Regions from separate parts of the Homo sapiens genome. Here region 1 is linked to region 2. A link is a loop called in an ENCODE intact Hi-C map of the cell type or tissue named here. Cell type or tissue: Panc1. All regions are shown on one strand.

Region 1 (2,500 bases), 470 kb after region 2:
TGCTTCAGCTTTATAATCATTTATTAGTCAAAATTTAAATATTGTTTTTAAATTTTTCTTCATAATTTTTTCCATTTTACTTACAGTTTTTCTGCATAATAGCAGTAATGTAGGTGCCTATTGTGAGAAAACCTCATCATTAAATCAAGTAGGGTTCAGAAATACAGCAAGCCAAAAATGTCATTAGTTTAAAAACTTGTACTGTTATTGTGGTAAAAATTGGAATTTTTATTGCCAAATTTCACACATTTGATGGCATCAGTTCACCATCCACTTACTGGATTTTTGTCTAGCCTTGCACACAGTAGGGAGGGGATATTATTATGTCTGTGAAAAATACTACTCTGTTGCATCTTTATATGTTAATCAGAGTAGTAATGTTTTTATGCTGACCAATGCGACATGCATCAGTAACTCAACCTGGAAACTTTCATATATGCATCTACTTTGTTAACATTTAGATCAGTGTAGATCCAGTTTTCCTTGGCTGATAACCAAGCAACTCAGGTTTAGTCCATGTCACACACTGTGCTCCTCATTATGTTACTCTCATCTACTAGACTGTGGATTTTCTTTTTTGGTTTTTGTTTTGTTTTGTTTTGAGACAGAGTTTCGCTCTTGTCACTTAGGCTGGAGTGCAATGGTATGATCTCAGCTCACTGCAACCTCCACCTCCCGGGTTCAAGCGATTCTCCTGCCTCAGCCTCCCTAGTAGCTGGGATTACAGGTGCCCGCCACCACACCTGGCCAATTTTTATATTTTTAGTAGAGATGGAGTTTCACCATGTTGGCCAGGCTGGGCTGGAACTGCTGACCTCAGGTGATCCACCTGTTGCGGCCTCTCCAAGTGCCGGGGTTACAGGCGTGAGCCACTGCATCTGGTCCTTTGCTTTGTTTAACTGGTGATTTCTGTAAAATACCTGGCCTAAATTGGCCACTTAAAGCATGGTAATACATATTTCTTCCTTCTGAATAAGGTGGCACCAGTGAATTTATTTGTAAGATTACTATATATTCAGGCTTTGTTTTAATTTGTGTAAGTTTGATAAGTTTGTATTAAAAAAATCTGCAAGTACATTTTGAGTACTTTGTAGGCTGCTGCCAGGTATTTATAATAATGAATAAGCTTGGGATTCTGTCCTCAGGGCTGTCTTTTGGTAAGTGGGGATTTAATGATTTGAAAATTAAATCTGCTTTTAAACAGTTTCCTCCTTCCTATGGAAATTCAAAAATATCTGTACAGTAAGAGTGACACACTGTGGCAAGAGAGTGATACTTCAGATGCTGACTGTTTTTGAAAGAAAAAAGTCCTTTGAGTAGTCACTTGAGTTTTTAATGAAGAGATATGATTGGGGCCATATTGATGAGTTTTTTTCATGTAATTATTCAGGAAGTAGCAATTAGCTTTTTAACTTTCTTCCTCCTGAAAAAAAGATTTATCATTTTTTGAGAATGATTTGTTTTACCTAAAATTGAAACAGCATGTGCAGAAATGAAAAAGTAAAGTTTACCCCAAATTCTACCAAAGATACCCACCATTTAAGGTGTTTTGAGCATCATCTATTTATGTATACATTTGTATACTTCATACCATGTAAGCAGGATCATCTTTTCTGTGGTTTTCAGTAACTTCAGATTTACTAATAGATCCCACATTTACAGGGTACTTTGTATTTCTTAAATCTTTTTTGGGGGAAAGTTAAGTAACTTACAGGATTAAGTGATTTTTGTGTTCAGAAAACAGTAACATGGTGGCAGTAGAGTGTTCTTACATCTTTCCTTAAGTGAGAGCCCCTCTTTCCCCATCCCCAAATTGTTTATTTACTTTTTGTTAATGTTTATACTTTTATTATTTACACATATACTTAGATTAACAAATAATTCTATAGGCTTGTTCTCCGCCCCCACAAAAAAAAATCTATATCCACCCTTTTCCCCAGCCTGTTGCCCATGCTGCAGATAACTTCTTTCATGACTTTTTGTCTCATTGTTCTGATCACCTCCATATCTTTATGTAATATAGTTATAATGCACTTTTTGTCATTTGTAGGTCTTATCTATCAACTTAATATTATAGACAATAGGATTTAGTTCTCACTGTCTACCTCACTTCACATGCCCATTTTCTGTTCCCCAGTTCTGTTAATATATGTTAATATGGTAATTTTGAAGATCATTTTTAGTGTCTACATTGTTATGACTATGCAAATGCCTTTCATAGATGAACCATGTAGTGTACTACATGATTTTTATTTTTTTCTCATTTTTTTTCCTAGTTGTTATTTGTCTCGGTTTTTCTCTTTATTTTCCTATATACTTGTCATTAGGTCAACTCTAAAGTCTTTTCCAGTTGCCTAAATTTCCCATCAGATTTTTTTTTTTTCTTTTCCTTCTTTCAGACAGTCTTGCCCTGTCACCCAGGCTGGAGTGCAGTGATGCGATCTCAGCTCACTGCAATCTCTGCCTCCCACGTATAAGCGATTCTCCTGCCTCACCCTCC
Region 2 (2,500 bases):
CTTTTGACAAACATGTTCATGTAAAAAGAGAAAACATAATAATATGAAAGAACATACAATGTTAAATGTTTTTAGAAGATCCTGAGAGAACAAAGTTAGTGGCAGCCCAAAGAAATTAGAGTCTAAAAGCCAGGGTTCACATCTGCCATTTGTCAGCTGTGCTACCCTAGGCAAGTTACTGAACGTCTCTGTGTTTCATTTTCCTCTCCCACAAAACAGAAGTAATAATAGAACGTTTCTCATCATATCTGAAAGGATTTAATGCTTTAATAGACGTAAAACACTTAGCACAGTTCTTTGTTCACAGTAGGCTCAAAATAGTGTTCTACCGTTATTATTCTGTACAAATTTCTGTTTAATATAATGCAAGTGGTAATTAAAGATTGATGCTGCAAGAGTGTAAAATACAATAAAAGCTAACATTTTACCTTCCAATCCAGTTCTAAAAGATCTTTCTTAGAGAGATGTACAAATGAAAACATATGTGTTAGTCACCCTGTTATTTAGCAATTTTGTGCAATCTTGTAAACCTGCAATATAAAATAAAAAAAAACCTTTAAGACATTCAGATTTTGGAAGTATACATTGTATTCCACTGCATTTAAAAGCAGACTTTTAAATATGCACCACCTCGTGTCAGGGCCAAAATTGTTCTGATTATGTATTGGAATATGTTTTGATCTTAAATATGTCTAGAACTTTAAGAACTTAAGGAAACTTCAGCAACATTATAAAAAGGTCATATCCAAGGCAAGTTGAAAATTAGTAAGGCAGGTCTATTTAGAGAAGCTCTACCAAACCACCACTAAAATTACAAACTCTTCAGACTAAAAACGGTCTTTATATTTGTTGTCCAAAAAAAAAGGAAAGACTAACTTTAAGGAGATTTTCATTTTTAAAGGTTTTATCCACTAAAAATGTGTTTGTTTTTCAAATTAAAATAGAAACAGAAAAAGAAATAGAGGCAGTTCCTTGCACCCTGAATGTTAGCCAAAGTGGTGACAATTACAGAGTCACACTGAGAGTCCCCTTCTTGTTTCTCCAAATGCTCACCAGGAAAGAAAACACGGGCCTCCTCCTCTAGTACAGACTGACTCCCTGCTGTCTTTTGTAGAGCCAGATGGTGGCGCTGTGGTATCATTTGTTGAGAGTTTAGCTTTAAATTCTGTTTTCTGTGAGCAAACAGCATTGTGTGAAAAGTCTCAGCCCTCTTTTGAAAAATAAAGTATTTTAAATAGACTTTATTCTTCCCTTTAACGATGAATAAGCCCATCATTTAAGCCCTTTAGGTTGTTTTAATGTTTACTATTTGTAAAAGAATGTATCTGAAACTTGTAAATATAGATGATTTACAGTGTACTTTCAAAAGGGTTGAGTGTAGATGGTGGTATTTTGTGTCTGTTGTTTTCTTAGTTCATAAAAATAAAAATGAAAAGAAATGGAAATATTTTGTCCATATTATTTTCATATATTCATAATTTCTAAATAAAGTCTTATGACACCTCCAAGCCCCAACCTGCTGCCCAAATCATCAGAAAACAAAGACTTTTGTCAGCAAAAGTTAACTCAATTCTAATCCCACTTCCCTCTCTAACCCTTTCACCAATTTTGGTGAGAATGCCTGTTCCTACTGAAAGTGGTGCTATGAGGCTAGTTTGGCAACATACACATCTGTACCTTTAATTCTCCCCCACACCTAGCCCTCTCTTATGTGCTCTGTTCATCTCACTAAGCCACTTTCTTCTTGGAAGGCTGGGTTTTACCTGACCTACACCCGCAAAATGAAAACTGAAAACTGAGTTAGGCCAATGCAAAATTATGAATTGACCATTTTCTTCCTCACCTACATTAGGCCAATTTTGCATTGGCCTAACTCAGTTTTGCTTCTCCTTCACCTTTGGCTGACCCAGAACAAAAATCATGCTGGGAACCCTACCACACCCCTTTCACCCCACTTTTAATTCTGAATAAAGTGAATGTCAGGATAACACAAATCAATGCAACTATTGGAACATCAGGTCCAAATAGACATATGGCAGGTGAAAAATGAAGTCCAAGAAAGAGAACACATCAGAAAGAGGCCATGTGCAATTTTAGAGTCTATACAACAAGGGCATTTGTGATCCATGGTGAAACCTCAGTCTCACCCGGGTTGTTCTGATTGATGATGGAGGGGAGGAGAGGACGATTCATGGTGGTTTGTGAGTGCCAGCTGGAGGTCCCACCTATTCCTTTACCCACTGCCACATCCACTGCTCCAGGTAGGACGTCAGGTTCCACAGATTTTTCCCACCTCTTCTAGTTAAACTGTGAAACAATGTACATGCAGTTTAGCCATAGTCCTTTATAAGTATCTTTTTAACCTATTTTTCAATGGAAACTGTATTGTTTTCTAAATAAAACCTTATGCTCGATCCCACTATGCCAAACAAATTAAAGCAGTATTTGAAATATAAATGTATAACTTAAAATTCATAAAATTTACTTATTAAAAGGCAAG

What was found. Peaks named below come from ENCODE experiments on the same cell type or tissue, not always from the same donor. Only the 100,000 strongest peaks of a DNase experiment are listed, where the experiment ranks them.
Region 1: it touches region 2 in a loop (18-fold over the local background); 34 of 110 quality-filtered maps call a loop at or near these places.

The regions. Positions count from the first base shown.
Region 1 is chr4:94,255,779-94,258,278 of GRCh38, forward strand. The region is part of intron 9 of SMARCAD1 (SNF2 related chromatin remodeling ATPase with DExD box 1); the gene reads left to right. Among named protein-coding and RNA genes, the nearest start is that of SMARCAD1, 49 kb to the left of the region's middle. In Panc1, no CTCF peak of the experiment used is centred here; a DNase peak (open chromatin) is centred at 1,258.
Region 2 is chr4:93,790,664-93,793,163 of GRCh38, forward strand. It overlaps a transcript of GRID2 not described here. Among named protein-coding and RNA genes, the nearest start is that of ATOH1, 37 kb to the right of the region's middle. RefSeq lists a silencer at 1,047-1,106. In Panc1, CTCF peaks have their summits at 1,123 (motif pointing right) and 1,335; a DNase peak (open chromatin) is centred at 1,138.